Linked DNA regions of Homo sapiens: regions 1 and 2 are each linked to region 3. Evidence: chromatin contacts called from ENCODE Hi-C or POLR2A ChIA-PET data. All regions are on one chromosome and are shown on one strand. The core of a region is the stretch at or near the end of the contact, and the rest is flanking DNA. Distances in the headings are between cores, read along the strand shown. Region 1 overlaps ANKRD44 (ankyrin repeat domain 44). Region 2 holds the start of HSPE1-MOB4 (HSPE1-MOB4 readthrough). Region 3 holds the start of FAM117B (family with sequence similarity 117 member B).

What was found. A loop is a pair of places that touch in the nucleus more often than their neighbours do. ChIA-PET counts read pairs that join two places held with the same protein, here RNA polymerase II (POLR2A). Pooled maps may share reads with other maps.
Region 1: a loop to region 3 is called in a map of naive thymus-derived CD4-positive, alpha-beta T cell, with 8 times the contacts of the local background. The contact joins the enhancer-like site here to the promoter of FAM117B in region 3. A Hi-C loop is called at or near these places in 1 of 168 maps with a recorded cell type or tissue (naive thymus-derived CD4-positive, alpha-beta T cell) and 2 of 50 pooled maps. POLR2A ChIA-PET finds 5 or more read pairs at or near these places in 1 of 52 experiments (OCI-LY7).
Region 2: a loop to region 3 is called in a pooled map, with 25 times the contacts of the local background. The contact joins the promoter of HSPE1-MOB4 here to the promoter of FAM117B in region 3. A Hi-C loop is called at or near these places in 6 of 50 pooled maps. POLR2A ChIA-PET finds 5 or more read pairs at or near these places in 2 of 52 experiments (B cell and GM12878).

The regions. Positions count from the first base shown.
Region 1 is chr2:197,210,570-197,214,490 of GRCh38, reverse strand. The region is part of intron 1 of ANKRD44 (ankyrin repeat domain 44); the gene reads left to right. Among named protein-coding and RNA genes, the nearest start is that of ANKRD44-AS1, 15 kb to the right of the region's middle. RefSeq lists an enhancer at 1,460-1,699. Within about 2 kb of position 1,695, at least 9 of the 41 ENCODE cell types and tissues checked have a DNase peak (open chromatin) inside an H3K27ac peak, as active enhancers do; they include OCI-LY7, where a contact is called at or near this core.
Region 2 is chr2:197,498,765-197,503,010 of GRCh38, reverse strand. It overlaps HSPE1-MOB4 (HSPE1-MOB4 readthrough), which reads right to left and starts at 2,632. Exons shown (of 9, transcript NM_001202485.2): 1 at 2,572-2,632; 2 at 1,773-1,937. The coding sequence starts at 2,574. It overlaps HSPD1 (heat shock protein family D (Hsp60) member 1), which reads left to right and starts at 3,171. Exons shown (of 12, transcript NM_002156.5): 1 at 3,171-3,229; 2 at 4,161-4,246. The coding sequence starts at 4,163. It overlaps HSPE1 (heat shock protein family E (Hsp10) member 1), which reads right to left and starts at 2,632. Exons shown (of 4, transcript NM_002157.3): 1 at 2,572-2,632; 2 at 1,773-1,937. The coding sequence starts at 2,574. RefSeq lists an enhancer at 2,512-2,571 and silencers at 2,712-2,771, 2,962-3,291.
Region 3 is chr2:202,633,673-202,637,470 of GRCh38, reverse strand. FAM117B (family with sequence similarity 117 member B) reads right to left here and starts at 2,502. Exons shown (of 8, transcript NM_173511.4): 1 at 1,683-2,502. The coding sequence starts at 2,283. RefSeq lists silencers at 1,455-1,894, 1,995-2,044, 2,235-2,464.

The sequences.
Region 1 (3,921 bases), core at 446-2,945, 5.4 Mb after region 3:
ACATATTTACTTAAAATATAGACTTGCTATCTCATTGTATATGTTACTTAATGCAACAAAATTCTTTTTGCATGTTTGCCAGGTGCCAGACACTAGGCTAGGCCTTGGATATAGTTTTGTTTACTGTTTTTTTTAAATTGTCACTTAATGCTATATGATAAATATTTCTCCAAGTCTTTAAAAATTATTTGAAATGACATTTTTAATAGCTGCATAATATCCCATCATTTTGATGTGCCATATTTTATTATGTCCCTGAGATTGGACAATTAAGAAGCTTTTGGTTTTTTTTCTATAATAACCAACACCCTAATATACACCCTGAACATAAATCTTTGTGCTCATCTCTGATCATTTCCTTATAGTAATTTCCCACAAAAATTATGGGGGTAAAGAATATGAAAATAGCTATAGCTTATCTGAGGTTGCTTTTCAGTTGCTACCTTCATCTTATTCTTTCTTTGTCTCCAAAGTGACTTGATTGCCTTAAAGTGATTCTAAAATTCACATAGCATTAGAGAAACCTAGACTATGCTTTAGAAAACAGTCTATCTTCCCAAAGATACATATACCCTCTTAAAGGTGCTGTAGTATTGCCAAGATACATACACATATAATATCTTAAAGTTGCTGTATGTACCTTTTTAAAAAGAGAAAGAGTTCTAAGCTTGTTTACTTAGAAGGTCTAATAAATCAGATCATTAAAAGTGTGAGAATTGCCTGTTTATGAAAACGTGCAGTTGGTTCAAACTGGCTATATAAATCGGCCAGATTGTATGAGCCAGTCTACAGGAGCTTAGCAGTGTACAGGTCCAATTCCATTATTTGCTCAATAATAGTTTTATGCTTAGGCTCAGCGTATGAGGCTGATAATTGTGGCATGATAAGACTGCACAGTGCTCAAGTGTATAATGAGCAATGCTTAGCTGGAAGAGAGAAAATATTTATCAGTGCTTTGCTAATGAGATGTTTTTTATATCATCTAATGAGTTGGTTTTATTTTAGGTAAGGTTAAATGTGTTTAATATGTTTCATAGAGATCTTGAAATAACATGTGCTGAAATAAATTAGAAAAAAAATCAGAAAAATTCCAAGTGGGCTCTCTGGAGTAATCACCTCGTAGATATTATTTTGAAAACCAGAAAACTGGTTGGAAGATGATATGCCAAAAATAACATTGTCTACATTAAACAGACTTACTTTATAGACCGCTTGTGTAACAAGATGTATAATGCTCTCCTTTGAGAACTTCTCCTTCCTTCAGGCTAACCTTGTTTGGGTGATATACCAGACTGTGTTAGAGGGGTCATAGCTCGCTGGGTGGCTAAGCCCCTATATGTGTGAGGTAGAAGTCTTGTAGAGTCAAAATTACTCTTGAAAATCTCTTTGGAAGGTGCCACCATGGAGGCCTGTATACTATCCCTTGTGGAGGCCAACACAGCCACTTTGGCCTGCAGAGTTGGAGCCGCATTGCTGTTTCTTTGAGCACCAGATAAGAAGTTGGCTTGCATTTAGGGGCCAACTTGTATGAAAAATATGTTTCTTTAAACACTAGAATCCCAGTCAGCTCTGTGAGATGTTCACACTGTGAAAAGCTTTCTGGAATGAGATGCAGAGGAAGCTGTGGGGTCGTGTTTCCTTTTTTCTCTCTCACCGTGGGCATGTGATCACCGAGTTCCTGATTGAAGTGTGTGTTTGTGTGTGTACGTGTCCACCTCCCTTCCTTGTGGGTGTTAACTGAATTCTTTTGAGCAAAAACATGTCTGACATGACACCACTGCAGTTGCTGTGATGCAGAATTTTTACTCATGTAGAAGTTCTTCTGTGAGAGCCTGCAATAACCTTTTTGGTTAATACTCCCTATAAAAGGAGAGTGGAAGAGGCAGGGTGAACAAATGTGTTATTTTGAATGAATGTGAATGAATCATGAGCAGAGATTTATTGAGGGCCTACTATGTGCTAGCAGTTAGGGATATAGTGGTGACCACAGTGACCGAATCCCTGCCCTTCTAAAACTTATGGTCTTGGTAGATTCCTGAGAATTTGCCTTTGTCTAGGCAACAATGGACTGACTAGATAACCATTAAATACATAGGGGTTCAAATATTTAGTGCAGAAGCATTTTGGGTTCTCGAATAGGGACTGTGTGATACAAGTGGTTTCTTTGAAAATTATCCATGATCTAAGCTCACACACTTACTGGCTCATAAAAGCCAGTTTCAGAGGCCAGATGACTTTCGTGTTTGGTGCCAGTGTGCTCCCACTGGATCCCTATCTGCCTGGTTGCAAACTCTTGGCTCTAGTACTGCCTGATCTCTAGCATACTTTGATCCACCAGAAAGTCCCTCCTTGTTCCAGTTCCAAAACTCTAGCTCTGCAATATCTCCTCTCCTTCCCCCAAAGTGGTGCTGTGGGGTGTGTGTGTGTGTGTGTGTGTGAGAGAGAGAGAGACTGAGAGAGAGAGAGAGGCTCAGTGAAGGGAATTCCCGTGCATGAGCTTACTGTTGATTACTAGCCCTTCATCACCGGAGTGTTGGTCACAAACCTGAGGAGGGCAAAGTGATTGGAGTCCCGAGGTGCTTGTGTTCCTTTGGCTCTGTTGGTCTGGATCTGTCGATCACCTTTCTTGGGGCTTCTTTGTGCTGCGTCGTCTCCTGCTTGCTGCCCCCCACTATTCCTCTTCTCTGAGTTATGGTTTATAACCTGCTGCATCTCCTAATGAACACCTGGAACCTCCAAGTTGGGAAAAGAAGGAGCATCTCATGGTGCCTGGGGCAGCAGGATGGTGTGGCCCTGACTTGGCCCAAGATTCTTGTGCCCCTCGAGGTGGTACCCCTGAGAAATGTACTCATGGGATTAGCGTGATTTCACAGATGGTTAATTTTTTTAAGTTAGTTAACTAAAGACATTATTTTTCCATTGAAATGAACATGGATATCTTAAGGCAGCACTAGACTGTAAAATTCATGTGAATGTTAAGTTAAAAACGTATTTTTCAGGCAGACATGTAGGGAAAGACGTTCACTCTTGTCTTCTGTTACAGGTACTTTGGTGGAAGTACCTGGTTGATCCTGGCTCCTTGGCTAAGTTATTGAAATTTTCTGCAGAATGGGGATAGTTGGAGGATTCACTGGGATATGCAGAAAACACTGAGTGTGTGTTACTTGCCATCTCTTCCTGCTCCCCATTTCCCCACAACATCCCTGGGTTGTCTCTCACCCTGGAGGTATCCTGCTCCCTGTGTCACTGCTTCTGTGGCAGGAACTATGCCTTCCCTGCCCACGTGTGCTGGTGATGCTGCTCCTGGGTGTCCTTGGATCTGCCCAAAGGGCAACTCCTGTGATCTCCCAGAATATTGAGGGTGCAGGACCAAGGAGTCCTTAGAGAGCAGCTGCAGCCTAGGTCATGGCATAGGGGTGGGTGGGATATGATTAGAGAAGAGGCAGGGGGTCCTCCTGGCCCGCTGCCTTTTCTCGGCATGCAGGTGCACAGTGGCGTCTACATACTATGAGGGAGTGTGTGATCCCCAGGTAAACCCCACTGATGGAGCAGGACAGGACTAGCTTCTAGACACCCCCTCTCCAATACCACCAAACAGAGCACATCCTGCCCCACATGGATGCCTCTGCCCCATCAAAGGTGGCAGGAGGACATTTGCCTCTCCAGCCTCTCATTCACTGTGCTCAGTTTCTGTTTCTGACCCCCTTTGAAGCTGCCTCTCTCCATAAGGGAGGAATGATATCTGAGCCGAAGGAGGATGACACATGCCATTCCAGTCCACAACCCGTGGCCCCCTAATCTCTCCAAGACAAGATGTTCCAACAGGTGGGGGTGATCCTTCTCTCTTAAGGCCTGCCTTGCATGAGGACAATTTGCTTCCTTCCTAATCTCTGGAAGAAGGTGTTAGAGTCAGATAGGCAT
Region 2 (4,246 bases), core at 1,383-3,882, 5.1 Mb after region 3:
AAGATATCTAGTTCACCCAACATAAACAGTTAACTTTTAAATCACTACAACTAATGAAACATGGTCACTCAAATCCAATTATATTAAAAATATATTTCGTGGCTAAGTGATACGACTCATACTAGAATTACAGATCTTCACTCAAAAATACCACTGTAGTTACACTTTGAAATAATACACAGTGGCTTAAACTAAAACCTGACTCCAACGTAAAAGTTCAAGAAAATATTCTGGAAAAGCTAACTTTAGTTAACTAAAGCTAACTTTATAACTGTTAAATATTAACATAACTTATCAACTATATGAAATAAACCTGCAACAGTAGCCAGCACCCAGAAAATGCCATATACAAATGGTCATATTTTCCTTCTTTCAACATACAAAAATTTAAAGTTTTTTTGGATTTAGAACATACTCTTGTGATTGTTTTGTTCCCTCCAAAGAACAGATTTGGGGAAAGGGACTGCAGCTAAGTGTCCACTCCCCAAAGTCTTCCTATTCCTAACTCCATGACAGCTCCTCAGTAGAGCTTTCCTCCTCAGAAGCAACTAGAACAATGCAGTTAACATTATTTGGCCCCAACGGCGTTTACTGTGTATTTTGGCTGAGATCTTTAGAAGCCCGAGGCCTAAACAATTAACTGAGGAACATCTAAAACAGAGGTGTGCAATCTTTTGGCTTCCCTGGGCCACACTGGAAGAACTGTGTTGGGCCACACATAAAATACACTAACATTAGCAGTAGCTGGTAAGCTTAAAAAAAATTGCAAAAGAAATATCAGGTTTTAAGAAAGTTTAGGGATTTGCGTTAGGCGGCATTCAGAGCTGTCCCAGGCTGCAGATTGGACAAGACTGACCAACCTGTTCCTCTGGTAGGTATACAACCAGGTATACCAACTGGTTAAGATTAGGGCAATTTCAATGTGTTAGGGGTTAAACGAACAGTCCAAGTTTCCTCTCAATTCTTAAATGCCCCCTCATTTTACCTTGAAGCACATCTTTTGTATTTATTTATTTTGTAGACAGGAGGTCTCATTATGTTGCCCAGACTGATTTTGAACTCCTGATTTTGAATCCTGAGCTCAAACGATCCTCCTGCTTTGGCCTCCCAAAATGCAAGGATTACAGGTGTGAGCCACCACGCACAGCCTCTTTTGTCTTATTAAAAATTTAGAATGTAAGGCAAACACTGATCACACTAGGCTACCAAATTGCTATTGAGGGGATTTTTTTTTTTTTTTTTTGAGACAGAATCTCGCCCTGTCCCCCATACTGGAATGCAGGGGCGCCTTGCAACCTCGGCTCCTTGCAACCTCCGCCTCCAGGGTTCAAATGATTCTCCTGCCTCAGCCTCCCCAGTAGCTGGGATTACAGGCGCATGCCACCACACCCGGCTAATTTTTGTATCTTTAGTAGAGACGGGGTTTCACCATGTTGGTCAGGCTGGTCTTGAACTCCTGACCTTGTGATCCGCACACCTCGGCCTCCCAAAGTGCTGAGATTACAGGCGAGAGCCACCGCACCCGGCCTATTGAGGACAATTTTTAATACTCTGAAACTATCACATAAAATAAGCATCATAGCATTGGTCATATAAAATAAGCAACTTTATATTAGTCATTTCCCTTTAAGAAACAGATTAGAACCAAAGCAGTTAATGATCTTGAAAACGACATAAACTCTACTTAATAAGCGACTTTTAATACTCCAGAATTACTTCTTTTCCCTCCACTGCACACTATAAAAAATAGTTCCACTGCAGCTCCCATTTACCTTTCCTTTAGAACCCGATCCAACAGCGACTACTGTTGCTTGCAATACTTTTCCTTGAGATTTTTCTGGAAGCATAATGCCTCCTTTGGTTACAGTTTCAGCAGCACTCCTTTCAACCAATACTCGGTCAAAGAGTGGAAGAAACTTTCTAAACGCTTGTCCTGCCTGTAGGAAGAGAAATGTTTTGAAACAAAAACTAAATGTAATCACATTATCAACAGGCAACGCCACCGTGCTATACATCTCAACACGTTTTGGCTTTGAAAGTTAACACCAAACCTCAGCTTATTCGTTAAGGAAGCGCATTTGAATGTACTAACCAATATTCCAAGTTTAATTCCCGATTCCTTACGTCTGTTAGGGGTCGTTGTCGCTCCTCCGGTGAGCAACCAGACCAGCTTTAAGGTCAACCTTAGTTTATTCCAAGGTCAAATGTTTTCCTTCTTCAGGTTTTTCCAGAAATTTTCAGGAAACGCTGGGTCAAGCTCCCTGCCTGGCACCATGATTTTTACCCAAGATATTACACATCCACAAAGGCCCTGCAGAAGCAGGTGAGACGCTGCGCGTGCGCCCGGGTTCTCGCCCCCCTGCCTTACACACCGGCAGCACACGCGCGTGCAAAGAGCCCTGGGGGAGAAAAGGGTCGGGCGGGCCTTGCCGCTCCAAGGTGCCATCGGGCGCTGGTCACTGAGTGGCCACCAATCCCTCCCGCCCAGCCCAACAAAAGAGGGGCGTCAGGGATCCCCGTACGCCTCAGACAGGCCCGGGCCTGCAGGCCTCGGGGCCACGCGGGACTCACCATTACTCCCTCCGCCTCAGACTCGTACTCTGCTCTAGTGTAGCGCCGCAAAGAGACTCGCAGTCCGGCCCTGGCGACACGTGAAAAAATCACCCAGCGCGCAGGCGCGCTCGCCCCAGCGGTCGCCGCTAGCCCCCTCGCCCCTCCCAGGGAGGGAGGGCGGTCGCCCCGACGCGCACCGCGATTCGCCCCAAGGGCCCTGCGCAGGACGCTGACGCGAAGACTCGGAGGCGGAAGAAAAAAGGAGCTGTTTCTAGGCTTTTCTAGGCGCCCAGCCGAGGTGAAAGAACTACCCCTTCGTCCCCTCCCGGAAATGACGCGATTTGACCCTTGAGCCGTAGGGAGCGCGGCATTTTCTGGAAAGTTCTGGAACCGAGCGAGGCCCGGGAACTAGACTAAGCCGGCCGGAGAGGGCTGAGCGCGCTAGCACACCCTGCGCGGGTAGGGAGGGGCGGGGCTCGCGCGCAGGGTGTGCAGATTGCAGGGCCCGGGCTGACGGGAAGTGGGTGGGAGCTGCCTGCACACGCGGTGCCGCGGGGCGGGAGTAGAGGCGGAGGGAGGGGACACGGGCTCATTGCGGTGTGCGCCCTGCACTCTGTCCCTCACTCGCCGCCGACGACCTGTCTCGCCGAGCGCACGCCTTGCCGCCGCCCCGCAGGTACGCGGCCTTCCCGCACCACCTCCCCCCGGCTCCTGCGACCCCCGAGTGGGCCTTCCTCCTCTGCGGTCCAGCTGGAGGGTGCGGGCGGCGACAACCTGGAGTTCCGCACCGCGCCGCACCGCAGGCCCAGGCCTGCGGGTCCAGGCCTCGCGGGTCCATGCGGGTTCCATCACGTGCGACGCGGATCCTGGACCTCGGCTGGGCGCGGGAGGGACAACTCGTGGGGTTTGAATTTGGGGGATTGTAACCACTTAGGCCCGCTGGTGCAACCTGCGCCTGGCCGACTTCAGGGAACCGGGGAGGGTGGTGTACGTGAGGGAACCGCTTTTTTCCCCCGCAGGCAGCTGGGATACCGCGCCTCCAGTCTTGACCTTGCTGGGGGCGTTCGGAAAGAAGGACACGTGGGCTCGCGCCGAGTGGGCCGGGCCGCCGCCCCCAGCATCGCGGCCTTGCTGGTTGCTCTGATACAGTAGCCTTGGGTGGATCCATGGAGACACTTTGCTGAGCGGCTTTTTGCACCGTCAGGAATACTTTTAACTTCCCTGGTCACTTGGATTTGTAACTTGCCTCTCTCCGGCTGACTTGGTTTCTCAGGGGCCACAGTTGGAGTGGGTCTGCCCACAAGGCCGTTTTCGCGGTGAAAGATTAACTCGTTTTTGGCGGCAGGGATAGGTGGCCGTGGGGAAGGAGCCGCATGTGCTTTGTGCTGGTGCTATAGGTCAGGCGCCGGCCGGGGCGGCCTCTTTAGCTTGCGCTAGTGGCTGATGTTCCGAAGCTGCGGCGCCTTCCGTCATTCAGGCGTAGTGGCTGGCGGAGGTCAGCCAGGCTCAGCATCTCACGTTGCTTGCTCTGTTGCACAGGTGGGCATGTTTGTTCTGCAGCGCACCACGGGTGGTAGTTCTGATGATCTTTTTGCTTCCATCCCCAGAAATGCTTCGGTTACCCACAGTCTTTCGCCAGATGAGACCGGTGTCCAGGGTACTGGCTCCTCATCTCACTCGGGCTTATGCCAAA
Region 3 (3,798 bases), core at 1,253-3,752:
ATCCTGGCAAACATGGTGAAACCCCATCTCTACTAAAATACAAAAATTAGCCGGGCATGATGGCGGGTGCCTGTAATCCCAGCTACTCGGGAGGCTGAGATAGGAGAATCGCTTGAACCCAGGAGACCATGGTTGCAGTGAGCCGAGATCACATAACTGCACTCCAGCCTGGGCAGCTGAGCAAGACTCCGTCTCAAAAAATAAATAAAAATATAAATAAAAATAAATACATAAATAAAACAGTGCTCTGGTTCTAATTAGAAAACACTATTCGGGCCGGGCGCAGTGGCGCATGCCTGTAATCCCAGCATTCTGGGAAGCCAAGGCGGGCGTTTCACCTGAGGTCAGGAGTTCGAGACCAGCCTGGCCAACATGGTGAAACCCTGTCTCTACTAAAAATACAAAAATTAGCCGGGCATGGTGGCGGTCGCCTGTAATCCCAGCTACTCAGGAGACTGAGGCAGAATCGTTTGAACCCGGGAGTTGGAGGCTGCAGTAAGCCGAGATCGTGTAACTGCACTCCAGCCTGGGCAACAGAAACTCTGTCTCAAAAAAAGAAAATACTATTCATCATTTTCCAGGGCAATTCTCTCTAAATAAGTATTATCTAAAACTTTCATAAAATAAATAGTAAGAAAGAGTCATCCTATTCCTTCCATTTCGGAAACTATTTCATCTGAATTTGTTTCCTGAAATTCCCAACCATTCTGCCTGGAAAATTCTAACAGAAGTTCCCCAGACAAGGAAAGACAAAGATATATGTTGACAAAAATGAATACGTAAGTAAAAACCACCCATTTCTTTCCTTAAGGCAACAAGATTATAAATTTTATTCCTTTCCACTTCCCACAATTTGAATTTCTCTTTTGAGTTACTCTTTATGAATGACTCCATTGGCACCCAACAGCTCCATTCAGGACCTTCCCCAAGAAAGCTTCCAGGTAAACAGAAAAACAACGAATGTTAGCTCCCTAAAACAATAACAAGATGGAGACAAAACACTGGATTCTGTTTTTCTACATTCAAAACACAGAATCAGTACACAAAATCAGAAATACACCCAGAGCCTCAGACAAAACCCATAAACCTTCCTAAGGAATCTTGTTTAATTTTCACTTCTTGCTACCCATTTATCAAGTCTTAGGAAATGCTAAAACACGGTTCTCAGCCTCCTCTGTTCAGTGATCCAAATCTGCCACTGCTAATGCATTCAGTACCCCAGATCTGAAACTGTTTTGTGAACAGAAATACTTAGCAGCAGCAGATATGGGCTATGCCAACATTAACCTTGTCCCTAAAACAAAGTGACAAACCACTCCTAGCCTCACCCTCAAGGGAGGGTAAGCAGTAACGACTCCTCCAGGAGTAAGGCCAGGAAGCCAGGTTTATCATTAACACTCATCAGCTCAAGCCCAAGGTTTAGCCGCTGCACCTCCACCACCAGGGAGCCGTGCGGGGCGGGCAGAGGGGTGAATGAGGCGGGCGGGCGGGCGGGGCGTAGGGTAGGCCCGGGAAAGGCGGGGCCGCACTGCCGGGTCCCCCACCGCCCGGCACCGCCCCCAGCCCCGCCCCCAGCCACCCGGGCTCCGCGGCAGCTCTGCAGTCCCCGCGCGATTGCAGCGCGCGCCCGGGACCCCTTCCCGCAGCCGCCTCCCCCTTGCTGCGCGACCCCCAGCACTTACCTGCTTTGCAAACCGGGGCGCTGGGGCTCCTCTTCTCCGGCGAGCTTCGGCTCTGCTCCGGAGACCTCCTCCGATGCCGGACGCGGGCTGGGGGTGGGGCCGCGCTCACCTCGCCGGTCCACAGGTGGGTGGGCGACGAGCTGGGCGACGACACGGTGCCCAGCAGCGGCGGCGGCGGCGGCGGCCGTGGGGGGCTCCCGCGAGCTCCAGGCGCGGCGCTGCGCGTGGGGCTGGTGCCTCGCGTGGACGTCGCGGACGCGCCCGTCTGCGTGGCCACCGTGGGGCTGGTGCGCGCGGCCGCGTTCCCGCCGCCGCGCGTGGGGCTGGTGCTGCGCGAGGCGGTGCGCGGGCCACCGCCGCCGCCGCCGCCTGCGGGGCCTGAGGCGCCACCACAGCAGCCACCGTTGTTGTTGCCGCCGCCGCCGCCGCCGCTCCGCGTGGGGCTGCCATGTTGCTGCTGCTGCTGCTGCTTCAGCTGGAACGGAACCGTCGCCCTCATGGGCTGCAAGCGGCTCCCGGGTCCCCCGGCCGTGGCCACCGCACCACCCCCAAGGGAGCCGGCCGGCGTGGGGGACCCATTGCGCCTCACCCGCTGGGACATGGTCCCCCCCCTCCCCGGTGACTGGGCGAGACGGGGGGTTTTGTTGTTGTTGGGCTGCAGGGGGAGGATTCTCGAGGCCGGAGGGCAGGCCCCCCAAGACGGGGTGACGAAGCCGGACTCCGGGGTGCAGGGGGAGACCGGGCCGGGGCAGGCAGCAACGAGGTGGTGCAGCCGCCGCCGCCGCCGCCGCCGCTCCTCATCAACAATAGTGTCTCCTCTGCTGCCCCCGCCCCCCACGATCGCCCATTGGTGCAGCGTCAGCCGCGCTCGAGCCGCTCCACTGCTCCCATTGGCTACGAGCAGCTCGGGTCCCGGGCCCCCGAGGCCTTGAGAGCCTGGGTGTGCGCGGAGACCGTCTGCTCTTTAAAGAGAAAGAGACCCGCCCCCCGCGGGGAGGGAGCGGAGGAAATGGGCCCTGTGTGTATGTGTAGTGTGCGCGCGTGTGTGTGTACACGTGAGTGCCCGTGTACGCGCGCGCCTAGCCACGCGCGCCTTTCCTTTCCCGCCGGGGGGAGCCCTGGGGACTCAGACTCTGGAAGGTTGCCAAAGGAAATGTCCAGACCCGGAGCAGTTCCCAGGGATGGTCTGAAGCCTTTTCCGCATAACTCATTTCCTTACCCCAGTGTTCACTTGTGTTCACCTGTACGCGCATCTCGTTCGGGCTTTTATTCTTAATGTTTTTGTTCTGCCCTAATTCCATCTACCTATGGGCAGGGCTCAAAAGGAGAAGAAATTTAACTAATCTTACTGGCATTTTACGCCCCTCTCCTTTTATTTTTTAGAGCTCTACAAAGAGGCAAATCTCAGAAAGATTAAACTTGCCTGTTAGAATGCGATTTTAGATAGTATCTATAGAGTTCAGTTACCACATGTTATTCCTACCCTCCTGTATCTCAAGTAATCAAGACTATTTTAATCAGCTGCTTCGCTGTTCCCTGATACCTTGGAAGGATGGCTGCTACCTTACCAGTTTGTAAAGTGCTATAGTTTACAGAGGGCCTTATTTGATTCTACACGATCATTGTTTGAGACAGAACTGGGACAGCCATCCATATTTTTGTCTAGCGGAGGAAACAAGTCTTTGGTGTGGCAAAGACTCGGGAAGGCAGGCAGTGACACTATTTCTAAAATGACCTAAAGGGCTCCTCATCAAGAAAATAAAAAATGGTGGAGCCAAAACCTACACTCCCACCTGTCTGGCTATAAATTGCCTATCCATGACCTCTTTTCCCTCTACTATTTTTATTAGTTGTACATGCTAGACAGATTTCGTCGTGTAAAAATGTGGGAGTGGAGGGCATAGTATGATTCACTCTGGACCTGAAATCCTACTGGGTCCCTTTGCGCGGTGGTGGAAGGCCTTTTTTTTTTTTTTTTGAGAAGAAGTCTCTCTCTGTCACCTAGGCTGGAGTGCAGTGGCGGAGTGCACTGGCTCGAATCTCGGCTCAGTGCAACCTCCGCCTCCCGCGTTCAAGCAATTCTCCTGCCTCCGCCTCCCAAGTAGCTGGGATTACA